2 separate regions of the Homo sapiens genome follow, and region 2 is linked to region 1. The links are chromatin loops, found by intact Hi-C in ENCODE. Cell type or tissue: dorsolateral prefrontal cortex. All regions are shown on one strand. Each heading gives the region's core, and the rest is flanking DNA. Links, peaks and the distances in the headings are about the cores only.

The links. Hi-C counts contacts between places; a loop is a spot of excess contacts. Peaks named below come from ENCODE experiments on the same cell type or tissue, not always from the same donor. Only the 100,000 strongest peaks of a DNase experiment are listed, where the experiment ranks them.
Region 2: a loop joins it to region 1, with 9 times the contacts of the local background. A loop is called at or near these places in 103 of 110 quality-filtered maps.

Annotation. Positions count from the first base shown.
Region 1 is chr2:96,504,466-96,512,119 of GRCh38, reverse strand. NEURL3 (neuralized E3 ubiquitin protein ligase 3) reads left to right here and starts at 6,763. Exons shown (of 4, transcript NM_001285485.2): 1 at 6,763-6,861. The coding sequence starts at 6,834. RefSeq lists a silencer at 3,665-4,004. In dorsolateral prefrontal cortex, for the core only: CTCF peaks have their summits at 2,351, 2,550 (motif pointing right), 3,683 and 3,886 (motif pointing right); DNase peaks (open chromatin) are centred at 2,549, 3,063 and 3,919; H3K4me3 peaks cover 1,858 bases; H3K27ac peaks cover 570 bases.
Region 2 is chr2:96,403,485-96,411,138 of GRCh38, reverse strand. No RefSeq gene overlaps it. Among named protein-coding and RNA genes, the nearest start is that of NCAPH, 72 kb to the right of the region's middle. In dorsolateral prefrontal cortex, for the core only: CTCF peaks have their summits at 3,418 and 3,619 (motif pointing left); DNase peaks (open chromatin) are centred at 2,338, 3,438, 4,488 and 5,978; H3K4me3 peaks cover 2,042 bases; H3K27ac peaks cover 5,000 bases.

The DNA.
Region 1 (7,654 bases), core at 1,622-6,621:
TCCAGGAGGTTTGGCAGAGCCAGGGGCTGCCCTAGCCATGCTGGGTTGGAGGTCTCAGGGTCCTGGAGAGGCACAGTGCTTGTGACCTCACCTGAGCGATCCCACACAGGGCTCCACGGGCCCCACCTTGCAGTGAGAGGACTGTCGGGCACAGTGAATGGCCCCAAGAAAGGCACTGATGTCCTCTTCAGTAAGTGGGGGGCGGGGGGGTGGTTTACTGGTAAGAGCAGGTATTTACTGGTTAGTGCAGTTCCCTGTGTGGGAATGTGCTACTCATTACTCATTCAGCCCTCCTATCAGCCCGCACAGAAGGCCTCTTTATTTCCATTTTGCACATGAGAAAATTAAGGCTTAGAAAGTGTTGTTAGCCAGCCCACAGGCTTATGGCTGTTAAAGTCTGGATTTGAACCCAGCTCTGGCTTCAAAATTTATGCAGTTGGTCACTCCATTGTTCTCCTTCCCCAGTAACTCCGAAAGATCCATCAGAGTCCTCCAGCTGAACGACTGGATCCCTGCCTGGCTGATCCCATCCACCACTGTATGACTGATCGCTTCATCTATGTTCCCAGTGCTGTCATCTCACCTGAGCTTCCACTTGGATTCTCAGTTGCCTTTGAGCCACCTGACTTGATGGTTAACAGCTGCCTCAGACACAGCTATCTGCTAGTACTGTGTTCCTCCCAGACTACCCTCAGTAGATCTGTGTCCCTCCCCGGGGCCCTGGCATCACCTCCCACTGTTGCCAGGCTTAGCCTTGGCTCTCCTGGGGTGCCCTTCCCTGCCTCGTGCCCTTATTAACTTCTCACAGTTCCCTTCCCCTCCTTGCATGCTTCCATTTTCTGCCCAATGGTTCTTTCCCCCAAGCAGACAGTTCCAGGTTCCTCAACCCTTGGCTCCTGCTGAGAATCTTTCAGCAATCCCCTATTTGCTATGGAAGAGTCCAGCCCCTCCACGGCACGGCCCCTGTGATCAGGCTGCCTTCCTGCCCCCCTCCCCACAAGTTGAAGGACCACTGCTCCACTCTACCCTGGGCTAGGCAGTGCTGGCTTCCCACCAACATCCAGTTTCTCCTTCTTCCTTAGTGACAGACCCCAATTTTTAGCTGCTCTTCCCGATAAAGACCACATTTCTCAGTTTCCCTTGCAGCTAGCTGTGGCCATGTGACAAGGTTCTGGCCAATGAGCTATAAATGAAAACGTTACATAGGCCCTCCAGTAAATCAGCTTAATTGCAAGCTGGCTTGGCTTAGCTTAGAGGAGTGCCCATTTGAGTCTTTCTCTTCCCTGATGCTTGGAGCTCTGATGTACTGGCTGGAGTTCCAGCAGCACTTTTGGTACATGACGTGACCTTGAGGCCAGTGCTAGAATGGTGGAGCTGAACAGCGGAGAAAGCCTGGGTCCCCTATGGCTGCAGAGGTGTCATGACTAGCTGGACTGCCTGTCTTCAGCTTATTTTATGTGAAAAAGAAATGAACATGCCTTGCTCAAGCCACTGTCCTTTTGGACATTCTCTTGCATGCAAGCAATCCTAATCCTACCTGATACAACCATACAGCACAGATCATGTCTCCTTTCCTATGCTTTTGTGTGTGTATTCCTTCTCCCTGAAATGCCTTTCATTCCTTTCTTGGCTGTTGAAATCCTATTTACCTTTCAGGGCACAATTTTAATAACTCTTCTTCCACAAAACCTTCACCCATTCCCTGGGCATAACAACCCCTCGACACCGCTGGTTTTCCCAGCCCTCAGTTTGGCCCTCTTGTAGCACTTACCTAAATTCCAGGGCATGCACAAAGTGGCTGAAGGATGAGGATTGGGTTTCCTTCAATCTCTGGTTACCCAGAACTGGGACAGTGCTTGGCACATAGCAGGCACTAAATCAATTCCTGTTGAACACACATGCATGCACACATGCACACGCATGCACACGCATACACACACCCCACACAGGGCAGGCACCACCAGGGCAGGTACCAGGTGTCTTTCCAGGACAGACACCCTGACAGTTGTGTATGGGGTGAGGGGGCACGGGAAAAAGGAAAACAAGAAACCAAAAGAAGAGAGGGCACACCTTTCCCTTGACCCTTCCCTCACGCACAGGCATGAGCAGCCACGCCAGGCCTGGAAGCTGTGCCTCTCTCCCCCAGCTCCCCTCTCTGGCAGGCTCCCCATTCATGCCCAGTGGGCGCTCCCGTGCTGGCTGCTGGCGGGGAGAACCAGGAGGGAGGAAGGCTGTGGAGGCGCTCGGCAGAATCAGGACCCAGGAGGACCGCAGCAGAGCGGAAGTGACAGCACAGACCTGTTAATAACTCTGGGCTGGTACTGTGCTACAGGCTGGCCTCCCTCTCCTCCCTCCCACCCCCAAGGCCCCGTGGGGGCTGCAGCTATTGGTCCAGAGGGCTTGTTGGAGTTGTTGGGTGCTCGAGAGGCAGGCCGACTTGGTGGCTGAGGGCGGCGCCTAGGACACAGGTGCAGTCCTGGCGGAGCGTTTGTGGCCCATTCCCTCCAGGGCACCAGGCCTGTGGTCAGTTCCGCTGCCGGCCACCGGGTGGCAGTGCTGGTCAAGCCCTCCAGCCTCCAGAGCCGGTCTTCCCAGGCGGCGTGGATGCTCCCTGACTCACCAGCTCCGCCAGAACGACATTGTTAGGGCTGGAAGGGCTTAGCCAACATAACACGAAGACGCAATTTATGTATGATTTGAGGGTCCGATTGGAAGGGTTTTTTTGTACATCTACACACCTGTGTGACCACGATCAAGGTGCAGGACGTTTCCAGCTCCCCAGAGGCTTCCCGTGTCCCTGCCGATCACTACCTCCCAAAGGCAGCCTTGTCCTGCTTCGAACACCACGGATGGGTTTTGCCTGAACTTCCTATGAATGGCAGCACGCGGTGCTCTTTGGGTCTTCCCTTACATCAGCCTCACGGCTGTGAGGTTTATCCTCGTCGTTGCAGGTAGCAGTAATTTGTTGTCATTGGCACAGTATTCCATGGCGCGCATATGTGGCAGTTTAGGTCCTGCTGATGGTTGTGGGAAGCTGGGCCGGGAGCAGCCTCTGAGACAGAGATCAGGGACAGGGCTGCTTAGGCGGCAGACCCGGGGAAGCATAGGCCTGGACTGGGTGTGGGTGGGACACTGGCCTTGGCCTCCGGGGAATGGGCCCTGCATTCCCGGGGATCTGAGCAGTTCAGCTCCCCCAGCTGAGTGTGAGGTGGACAGCAGTGGACATTCGCTTGTTTCCAGGCTGGGGCTGTTGTGCAGAGCGCTGCTGTGGGCCAGCACACTTGGTTCACGGGGGTGGCATGGCTGGGCCATGAGGCTGGCAGAGGGGTGCCTTGTGCAAAAGCTCCCAACGCTGCCCTGTTTGGCCCCTGCGCGCCCTGGCCGACCGCCCACAGCGCCCGCGGCCCTGATGTTCTGGGGCTGGTTTCTAGGCAGGGCAGCCCCTGCCCTCTGAGATTTTGGCCCGGCGGGGAACGGATGAGGGCTGGCAAGTGTCATAGGTAGGCGTCCCTGGGCCTTAATGGCAGGGCCCACGAGGGACCGGGCTGCCTGACAGTGCCCCAGGTTGGGCTGGGCTCCCGGTCCCGCTGGGCCGCACGCTGGAGTGGGCGCGGGGCAGCAGTGGCTTCCTCGTGTGCCAGGCTCTTCCCGGAGCGCGGGTTGAGTCTTGAGAGATAACCTGCGTGAAGACATGTGTAGTGATGGGGCTCTGGGCAAGAGAGGCCGACTGCAACAGAGGGGTCCCAGTGAGGCTACCACCCACCCTGGGAGACGGGTGTGTGGGAGCTGCGGTATAGTGAGCCTCGGCGCCGCTCACCTCCCTCTGGGGCGCCCCTCCCGGCTTTGGGGGCTCCCGGGCCCTCGGCGCCTCCTGCAGTACTGACCGCCGCCAGCAGGGGCCGCCTCAGTCTCTGCACAGCGGAGACCGCCCCGCGCTTGAGGGCACGGGCCCGCCCCTCTCAGAGCAAAGGTTTGCAGCGGGGCTGGCGGGTGACATCTACTGCGGGGCAGCCTCAACCTGACACTCAGCAGCAAGTTAGGCCTATCTACAAATCTCCTGCTCTGTGCCCGCGCAGTCCAGTGGAGGAGATATTCCTAATTAGGGGGCACTTCCAAGGGGCGGAGTCTCCGCGGCGAGTGGCCGTGGAGGGGCGCAAGGCAGACGGTCTCCAGCCACGATACCTGGGCCAATCCCAGCCTGTCACGTCATGCCTAGTGAGCTGAACAAGCTGCGTAACTGTCGTGTGCCTCAGTTTCCCCACGTGTATAATGGAAATGATTACAATAAACAGGACCTTTTTGAGGAGTTGCCATGAGGACTGTCAGGTAAGTTCTGGACTTAGAACGGTAGCATTCCGGGCCAGGAGCGGTGGCTCACGCCTGTAATCCCAGCACTTTGGGAGGCCGAGGCGGGTGGATCACGAGGTCAGTAGATCGAGACCATCCTGGCCAACATGGTGAAACCTCATCTCTACTAAAAATACAAAAATTAACTGGGCATCATGGAGAGCGCCACAGTCCCAGCTACTTGGGAGGCTGAGGCAGGAGAGTTGCTTGAACCTGGGAGGCAGAGGTTGCAGTGAGCCGAGATCGTGCCACTGCACTCCAGTCTGGGCCACAGAGCGAGACTCCCTCTCAAAAACAACAACAACAACAACAAAAACGGTAGCATTCTGCAGGGGAGGAAAAGTACAAAAGTAAAATCTTTCCCCACCCATTGCTCGGTTCATGGCTAGGACACCTATAACAAAAGACAGGTCAACAAGAGAAAAGCACACAAATTTATTTCATGTAAATTTTACATGACACAGGGGCCTTTGGAAATGAAGACCCAAAGAAATGGGGACATGTATTTTTATGCGTTGGTTTCATGAAGAGTGGGCATCGTGGAGAAGTGATTGGCTAAAGGGGGAAGGGGTAATAAACCGGGGAGAGTCGGCCAGCCTGTTCAGATTCTTCTCTCTGTCCCTGTGTCTTCAGAGGTAAGGATGGGTCTTATGGCCTCATGGCCCTACTTCAGGGGATTCGGGCAAAGGGAAGGTGAGCGAGGCCTTCCTGCTTCTGCTGTTTTCTTAAATGCCAAAGTGCCATATTTTGGGGTGGCATGTCCTGAACCCTGGCAGTTTGTTCAATAAACAAACACAGAGTGTGTGGCGGGTATGCCTGTACCCTGGACGGGAGGCTTTAGGCAGGTTTTTTAGCTCCTCAGAATGACCTCCTCTGCCCCCCAGCTGCCTCATGGCCCAAGGTCCCACTGATGCAACTATACCACCCCAGCCTGCTGGCTTTGGGTGGCCTGAGGGCCATAGCTTGCCAGGTAATTTTCCAGACAGTCTGAGGCTCAGAGTTGACTTCCCTAATAAGATGCCATACATACCTCTCATGAGAGTGTGATTTATTAACAAGATGCATGGCTGCAGCGCTCTGGGGAACCACCCAAGGCAGCCTGCACTAAGGTGGAGACGTACCTGGCACTAGCCATCCCTTAGCCGAGCAGTCACTGATTGTGGCCTTGATCTGGGGTCTTGGGAGGGGCTTAGCCCACAGGTTGAGGGTCAGGGCACTCACAAGGCTCCAAACCCACCAGGCCCTTGCCCCCGAAAGTGGGGTCCACTTGGCCAGGTGCGGTGGCTCATGCCTGTAATCTCAGCACCTGGGGATGCCAAGATGGGGGGACTGCTTGAGGCCAGAAGTTTGAGACCAGCCTGGGCCACATAGCTAGACCTGTCTTCACAATATCAGAAATATTAGCTGAGCATGGTGGAATGCACCTGTGGTCCCAGCTACTCAGGAGGCTGAGGTGGGAGGATCAATTGAGCTTGGGAGTTTGAGGTTGTAGTGAGCCATGATCACACCACTGCACTCTAGCCTGAATGACAGTGAGACCCTGTCTCAAAAAAAAAAGTCGGGTCCACTTATCTCAGGTAGGGCCTCAGGCTTTCTGAGTCAATCTGCATTTTAACAAGATCCCCAGGAGATTTGAGAGTATGTTGCAATGTGAGTGAGGAGCACTAGGTTAGAGTAAGCCACCTTCCCTCCATGATCCTCAGTTTTCCTAACCGAAATAAATATTGACGGGCTAGAATACCTTTGGCTTCTTTTCCAGTGCTAACACATTGGGAGCTAGACCTTTGCAGTGACTGTCTGTAGGGCTATTTGCATTTTGTGGCAGTTCTGGGAAAGTGGAATTCCCAGAAATTCCAGTGAGAAAGGCTGGAGGGACCATCAGCTCCTCTCCTCTTCTGTCTGCTTTACCCCTCCTTTCTGTTGGAGGTGCACAATTTCCCAGGTCCTGGGATACAGCAAATGCAATTCAATCTGCTTCAGCAACACAGATTGAGTTCCTTCTGTGTGCCAGGGTCTGCTGCAGTGAATCTCCATCCTGGCTGTACATTAGAATCATCTGCGTTGCTCTGTAAACTCCTGATGCCTGGGTTCCACCCTAGGCCAGTGGAACCGGAGTCTTTGGGGGCGGGGCTGGACATAGGTATTTATTAACATGCTTGGACCATTACAATGCACAGCCAGCTTGAGATTGGTCAGAAGTGAGAAAGAAGGCTACCGTAAGACCTACCCAGGCCAGACCCCCATTCCTGTTTCCTTCTCTTAGGCCGGCCAGCTCCAGCAGGTCAGTCTGCGAGTCAGGAGAAATCACTGGGAAATCCCCTGGATATAGTAACACATGACAGCACCATTGAATTAATCATCAACTTTGTAACGTGATCTCTGGCCCATAAAAAGCAGACCTGCTGAATCTTTGGTAACCTGTCCACTGGCCTTCTCCAGGCAGTTCCTTCTAGACCTGGGGACCTGTGCCCGAGGACCTTAGACTGATGGGTGCCCAGCTCTGCTTCGAGGCCAGTAAGTAGACCTCCTGCAAGCCTGGAGCTTGGTCTCTGGACTGGGGGTACAGGTAGCAGAGGGTGCTCTGTGTCATTGCTGGAGTAGAGATGTGGTCAGTGTAAAGTTTAGGGGGCTGGTGGGGTCCCAGTTCTGCCAAGTTGAGCTATGGGACCTTGGGTAAGTCACTTTGTCCCTGGGCCTCAGTTTCTACATCTCCAGGCCAGGGACGATGCCTGCTGGCTTACAGGGATCTTTATAAAATCAAACGCACAAATCAAAAGAGTGATAGGCACAAAGGTTCTCTGCAAGCCTCACCTGAGGCCACAGGTGTCCCGTAGTGGAAGAGCCATATGTGGGGGAGATAGAGGACCTGGTCTTTTTTTTTTTTTTTTTTTTTTTGAGACGGAGTCTCGCTCTGTTGCCCAGGCTGGAGTGCAGTGGCGTGATCTCAGCTCACTGCAAGCTCTGCCTCCTGGGTTCACGCCATTCTCCTGCCTCAGCCTCCCGAGTAGCTGGGACTACAGGCGCCCGCCACCACACCCGGCTAATTTTGTTTTGTATTTTTAGTACAGAAGGGGTTTCACCATGTTAGCCAGGTTGGTCGCGATCTCCTGACCTCGTGATCCACCCGCCTCGGCCTCCCAAAGTGCTGGGATTACAGGCGTGAGCCACCGCACCCGGCCTTGAGGACCTGGTCTTTCAGCACCAGCTATTGGGGTTGTGCATCTCTGGACCTACCCTCCCAGGTAAAGAGCTGGGAGCCTGGGCTCAGGGTCCTCTGTCCCCTGGTGGGCACCATGGGCTCACAGAC
Region 2 (7,654 bases), core at 1,526-6,525, 100 kb after region 1:
AGTGACAGGAGGGTTTCATGGGGCGATGGAGGGGGAGAGGATGTGTCTTCGCATGTGGAGGAGGGGTCCCAGAGGTGCAGACGCAGTGATCCTCATGCCAGCACATAGGTCGCATGTGATGGTGATGGAGCTGAGCTGCAGCCCTTCCTGGGGTGGAGACTTTAGCATGGTAACAAGAAAGGTCACTTGGGTTCATCTGTAAGTTGCTAGGGTCTGTTGGGAGCTGGTTTGAATCAAGTGGGTGACTGCATTCTAAACAGGGCTTGGAAGAAACAGGCTGCAGGGCAGGAGGCTGTAAAACAGGCTGATAGGCTGGGCGTGGGGGTTCAAGCCTGTAATCTAACACTTTGAGAGGCCAAGGTGGGTGGATCACCTGAGGTCAGGAGTTCAAGACCAGCCTGGTCAACATGGTGAAACCCTGTCTCTACTAAAAATACAAAAATTAGCTGGGCGTGGTAGCACGAGCCTGTAGTCCCAGCTACTCGGGAGGCTGAGGCAGGAGAAATCCTTGAACCAGGGAGGTGGAGTTCGCAGTGAACCGAGATCACACTCCAGCCTGGCACTCCAGCCTGAGTGAAAGAGCGAGACTCTGTCTCAAAAAAAACAAAAAACAAAACAAAACAAAAAAACCCAAAACAGGCTGATTGCTTAAGTTGATTAAATTCCTATAATCCTTTGAGATCCCCCAACCCCCTCACCCCTGCACCCCACTTGCTTACAGGGTCCTCAGGGAAAGCCTGGGCATTGATTTCACTAACATAGATTTTCTCTCCAGGTGCAACTCTCCCTCACGAAAGGCAGCTTTTCAAAGTCCTTCTTCTGTTTGCAGCCTCTCTGAATAGCCATCTCAAAATAAGCCAAAGAGGTATATTTTGGGGTGAAATATTCTCGTTTCCTTTGGGGGAACACAAACATTCAACCCATAACAGAGACAGTCCCTGTCAATGTCATGTGTTAACAGTCAGGAGGCAGCCCAGGGTGGAGCGGCAGGCTGGAGACCCGGGATTGCTGGGCTGAGATCCGGCTGGGGCATCCCTGAGAGCAGGAGGTGGCTGGACCGCGGGAGGTCAGTGCCTGCCTGGCGGGGAGCCCCAAGGGCACCTGTCTGGGCTAGCCAAGAGGAGAGCATCCGCCCCGGGAGGAGTGCAGGCAGGACTCCCGCTGACAGGGCCTGCTTGGTAGATGCTGGGCAAGTAATTAGAGAAGGGACGATTACCCACCACAGGCTGTTGGCTCTGGATGTAAAAGAAATTGACATGAGGCCAAAAGAGTTTTCCCAGACGAGGCTTCATTAGAGCTTATGCCTGGACATAAGGGAGGCAGCACTAGAGAGGAGAGAGAGAGAGAGAGAGAGAGAGAGAGTGATAGAGAGACAGAGAGAGAGAGTGACGGAGAGACAGAGAGTGAGAGACAGAGAGAGACAGAGACAGAGAAAAAGACAGAAAGACAGAGAAAGAGACAGAAGGACAGAGACAGAGAGAGACAGAAAGACAGTGAGAGAAAGGCAGAGAGAGCGACAGAAAGAGAGAGAGACAGAGAGAGAGAGAGGGAGAGAGAGAGAGAGAATTTCCTGACTGACTCTCCAAAAAGAGCTGGTGGAGATTTTTTTATTAGACAAAGCATAGGAACTAATATCAGGGGTAGGGCGAGCAGGCTGAGCCGGGCAGACCTCATAAGGGGTAGGGTGTGCAGGTCAGCATATTTGATTGCCATGGTTTTCATGGTCAGGATAACCATGACCCATTAATAATAATGGGCCACCTGGTGGTCTGGCTGGTAGCAACAAAGCTTTAAATCAATTGTTCAGAATTCCTTCCTGGGATGCGACACTGTGCAACCTTGGTTATCTCCTCAGGCCAGTTCCTGGAATTTTTTTTTTTCTTTTTTTTGAGACAGGGTCTTGCTGTGTTGCCAGGCTGGAGTACAATGGCACCATCATGACTCACTGCAGACTTGACCTCCCTGGGCTCAAGTGATCCTCCCACCTCAGACTCCTGAGTAGCTGGGACTACACGTGTTTGTCACTATGCTCAGCTAATTTTTGTATTTTTTTGGAGAGACGGGGTTTTGTCATGTTGCCCAAGCAGGTCTAAAACTTACAGACTCAAGCGATCCGCCTGCCTCGCCTCTCAAAATGCTAGGATTACACATGTGAGCCACTGCGCCTGGCCAGAGTTCTTTAAGTAAGCGGCATGGTTAAACATTATGGCATCGTGGGGTAGTGGTGTGGGTTTTGTGATCCGTGGGAATGCTGTAGTGGGGCTGAGCTGAAGCCAAGTCTTATCTCTACTGTCTCAGTACTCTCACTCCAGCTATTACCGAGCAAATGGGCTTGCTGCCTGACTGCACAGAAGCCAACACTGCTGCTCCAGCTTTGAGAAAAGAAAAGCTTCATTGTGAGGCAGACCAGCAAGGAGACAGGAGGCACAGCTCAAACTTCTCTCTCCAATTTGGGGTGTGGGGCACGTTTTAAGGGGTCAGAGGGCAAGGGAAAGTATTTAGGAATGTTGGCTTGGCAGGGTCTGATTGGAGGGCTTCAAATTTAACCATTTGTGGTAAGGTATGTTGAGGCAGATTTTAGCCCCAGATCTTCCAGGCCCATAGACTCCTTCCTTTTGAAAGGGTTCCAGTGTTCAGGTTCTGGTCATGTCCCAGTCCTGTTGGCTCTGCAGGAAGAAATCATTGGTTCCGGTGTTGTTAGAGGTCAAAGCTTTTTCTATTGTGCCTGGACTACATGACTCGCAGTTTTGGCTTGGTTATACCTACAAGGTAACTTGACATTCTCTTATCAACAGAGTAGGCTCAGTTTGGTCTGGTTCTGTGATTACGCCACTCCTTGTATCCTTTCAAATAACCATTTCGGGCCAGGCACAGTGGCTCACATCTGTAATCCCAGCACTTTGGGAGGCCGAGGCAGGAGGATCACTTGAGGTCAGGAGTTTGAGACCAGCCTGGCTAACATACAAAAACTAGCCAGTCAAGGTTGCAGGAGCCTGTAATCCCAGCTACTCAGGAGGCTCAGGCAAGATAATCGTTTGAACCCGAAAGGCGGAGGTTGCAGTGAGCCGAGGTCGCGCCATTGCACTCCAGCCTGGACAATGGAGCAAGACTCTGTCTCAAACAAACAAAAATAAAACAAAACAAAAAAAACCCCACCCATTTCGTTACAGTTTGAGAGAGTCTGAGAGGCTGAAAGGACTGGATCCTTTCTGTGTGGGTGTTGATGTCACAGATTTGACATCATTGTCCCCGGGCCCCTCTGGGGGAGCTGGCCCCTGCAGTCCCTGAGGCTGAGTCTGGGCGTGAAAGGCTTGCTTTTGGCTGGCACACTGGGACCGTTGTTTTCAGCCAACAGATGAAACCCAGCTAGTTGGAAGAGGCCCATTCAACCCCCATGTTTACACATGAGGAGCTGGGGGCCAGGGCGACAGGAAGTGGCTTGCCCATGTCAGTGGAGCTGGTGGCAGAGCATCCGCTTGGCAGAGGATGGCAGCCCACAGCCCCAGGCGATGGAGGCACCCCATTTCCAGTGTGGCTGCTTCGTGCTTGCTGTTGACTTGCAGTTTGGAACCTTGTACTGCGTGCTTCATTCGCAGGACAGAAGCTAAATCTGCGCCCTCTGCCGTCCTCTCAGAGGAAGTGCCTGTATTTGGTGAGAACGGGGGTGAGAGAGGCTCCAAGATGCCCCTTGGCAGAAATTTCCAGTAATTGGCTGGGAGGAGGCTCACCCCACCTGAGCAGGAGCAAGCGGCGGTAGGGAACACAGCGCGCACGAAATAGCAAATTTCACTGATTATTGAGAAGAAAGGAGAGGGGGTGTATTTGGTGAGCTGGAGGTGGTCTCCTCACATATCTGTTAGGATGTTTGCAGCCATGAGCAACAGGAAACCTAATTCCAATGACCTAAACAAGGAGGCTTTGTCATCCCACATCACAGGCAGCCCCAAGGCAAGGCAACTCCGGGTCAGCTACTTTAGTAGCTCAATTTGGTACCATCAAGAATCATAAATCATGGATGGGCACAGAGGCTCGTGCCTGTAATCCCAGCACTCTGGGAGGCTGAAGCGGGAGGATCACTTGAAGCCAGAAGTTGGAGGCCAGCCTGGGCAATATAGTAAGACCCTATCTCTACAAAAAAATGTGTAGAGATGTGGTGGCACATGCCTATACTCCCCCCTACTTGAGAGGCGAGGCAAGAGGATCGCTTAAGGCCAGGAGTTTGAGGCTGCAGTGAGCTATGATTATGGCACTGAAATCCAGCCTGGGTAACCGAGCAAGACCCCCACTCTCTAAAAAAAGAATCATAAATCATAACATCGCTTTGTACTCCAACAATTTATACAATTATAAAATATTGATGTACAACTTTAAAAAAACAGGAGCGAAAAAAGAGTCCTTCCCCCTCAGCCATCCTCAGCATACAGCCTGGCCCCACCTCCCATGCCTGCCAGATGGCAGCTGCAGGCCCACGCAGACTCCCAGCTCTGCGGGGAAGATTCGCTGTGAGTTTTTTTAAGAAACTATCCCCCATCGGCCAGGCGCGGTGGCTCATGCCTGTAATCCCAGCACTTTGGGAGGCCTAGGCGGGCAGATCACAAGGTCAGGAGATCGAGACCATCCTGGCTAACATGGTGAAACCTCGTCTCTACTAAAAACATAAAAAATTAGCCGGGCGTGGTGGCGGGCACCTGTAGTCCCAGCTACTCGGGAGGCTGAGGCAGGAGAATGGCGTGAACCCAGGAGGCAGAGCTTGCAGTGAGCCGAGATCGCGCCACTGCACTCCAGCCTAGGGGACAGAGCGAGACTCCATCTAAAAAAACAAAAAAGAAAAGAAAAGAAAAAAAGAAAAAGAAACTAAGAAACTATCCCCCAGCAAATGTTCCTGTACATCTCATTGGCCAGAGCTGCATCACATGCCCATTTGTAAACCAACAATGGACAAGGGGAATGGGGCCACTGTGACTGGTTCAGTCAATCAGATTGGGCTGAGCTGGAGATGGGACTCTGGTCACCTTCCCTGAGCCTGTGGGCCAGATGGGCAAAGAAGGAAGACAAGGCTGACTGTGGAGAGCCAGCAGTGTTACAACGCCTCCCCACCTGTTTTAGAACCTGCCAAAGTCAGGGTTGGACAAAAGGGTTTCACACCCTGTTTTATTCCCTGTCAAAGCCCACACAGTATCCAGATGCTCCCCTTGTTGAAATGGGGTCTTTGGCAGTCCAGCCTCCTGGGTCTCGGTGGGCAGGGTGTCGGGAAGACACGGCCTCTACTGGGGTGTCTGGTGACTGTTCCAGCAGGAGGGGATGGAGGGGCACCCTAACTCTATTTCAGAGCCCTTCTAGGCCTGAGATTGTGGCCCGGATGGCCTCTTACAAAAGGAAACCTGCCTTCAACTCCTTCCAGCAAAATCTCCAGGAATTTAAACAGAGGGAGGGTCTTAAGCTACAGGTGGAATTCCTCCCTGGATGGAGAAGGAGGCACATCCTCCAAAGCAGGATTCCCATCAGAGGCACTGAAGGCACAGAATTCACATTGCTAACCACAACAGTGGCCAGAGCAACACTGACACCTTTTATTCTGGCAAAAAATAAAAATGAAAAGAGGGTGAGAAATTGCTATGTGGACTCAGTTTTCCTGCTGTGGTTGTGAGGGATGAGATGGGGATTAAATTAGATGAAGAATCTTTTGTTTTAAAAATGTATCTTAACATTTTCTTTTTAATTATACAAATAAGAGATTCTTATTAAGCTCTTCTCCCATCTTATTAAACCCATCCAGGTCCCCCTCAAAGGGATCCAGTCTTCCAGACTTTTGCTATATATTTCCTTCTTTTTTTTAAGACCAGGTCTCACTTTGTTACCCAGGCTGGAGTATAGTCGTGCGATCTCAGCTCACTGCAACCTCCTGGGCTCACACAATCCTCCCATTGGATCGGCTGCTGCCAAGATGCCAGCTACAGAGGGGAGGTGTGGCCAGGGCTACACACTCCATGGAGCCAGCTGGAACCAGGGACAAGCGGGAGCCCCACCCCTTCCGAGTTAGCAGAGTGGAAGCTCCCTGGGCACAACGGCAGCTGCCTAAGTCTCAGCTGTGGACCCGGGCCTCCCTGTGCTCCAGGGGGCTGGGAGCAGTCAGGAGTCCCACACTCCTGGGTGCAGGTGCAGCTGCCCAAGCTGTGGTTGTCGACCTGGGCATCTCTGCACTCTTGGGGGCCCAGGAAACCCTCACTGTTCCTGCAGGCTCACAGGTGTCTGCTCCCACTGCCTGGCCTCTCCCTGCTCCCAGTGCCTGCTCTGATCTCAGAACAAGGTTGGGGTCAAGCTTGGGTGCTATCGCAGCCTGGCCAGGTGTGCGCATGCTTGGGGCAGTGCTGAAACACCTCCCCCCTGCTGCCTCAGCCCCCTCTGGACTTTGAGTGCTGATGAGCAGGGGAGGGAGGCTGAGGGGGCACTGAGGGCAGCTTGGTGCTGGCCTGTAGGTGCCCCTTGGCACAAACAGCATGGGCGCCATAGAAAGCAATAGGAAACAGACAGACTCTGGGGCGGAAAGGGGTGGGTCCCCAGTGAAGCCTCACCTTTAGGCTGGGGAAGGCCTGAAGCCTGAGGGCCAGGCTGCCAGCCCCAAGGAGAGGAGGGGGAACTGGTGGCACCTTTTCCTGGGCCTGCCCATGCCGCCCATGGACCAATCAGCATGCACTTCCCCCCCTCTGAGGCTCACAAAAAGCCCTGGACTCAGCCATATTTTGGGAGATGACAGGACAACCTGCCTGCAGAGAAGAGTTACCCACTCCAAATCCTCCTCTCTATTGAGAGCTACAGAGAAGATGAAACAACCTCCCTGCAGAGGGGAGCTACCCAACCTAGGGTCTCCTCTCTGCTGAGAGCTGAACACTTGACAGGACAATCTGCCTGTGGAGAGGAGCTACCCACTTCCCTGCTACTCATTCTGTTGCTCAGTAAAGCTCCTCTTTGCCTTGTTCACCCTCCACTTGTCTGTTTTCCTCATTCTTCCTCGGCACAGGACAAAAACTTGGGACCTGCTGAATGGTGGGGCTGAAAGAGCTGTAACACAAATGGGACTGAAACACACCCCTCGCTTACCACATTGCGAGAGAAGAGAAGGAGAGAAGAGTTGCGGCCCTTCGGGGAGCCCAGACCTGGGAGCTCCCTGAGCCAAGTCTGCGACTCCCTCTTTGGATCCCTGCAGTTTCTGGAGTCTGCAAGCTTCTGAGCATCACCACCTTGCCTGGTGCTAACCACGGAATCTCCTTGCGGTGCACCTGGTCCAGCCATGGCCTTGCAGTGAGCTGGTCCCCATGCTGGCACCTAGAGCTGCCCATCCCACTGCAGCAGCCAGTGTGCCTGACAGTGCGCAGTGGCTGGATCCCATGCTCACTCACTCACACACCCATTGCCAGTCCATGTCTGGCTTGCCCTTGGAGGCATGGGATCCAAGTCAGTAACGTGAGCTGAGTGCAGCCTGCCAGGCCAAGTGGGTGGAACAAGCTCAGCAAGCCTGAGCAAAACTCAGGCACAGGCCACAGAGGTTTCTGGCCAGAAAAGCAACACCGCAAGTATCCTGTGACACCATCTCAGCCCCCCAAGTAGCTGGGACTACAGGCACGTGCCACCATGCCTGTCTATCATTTTTTGATTT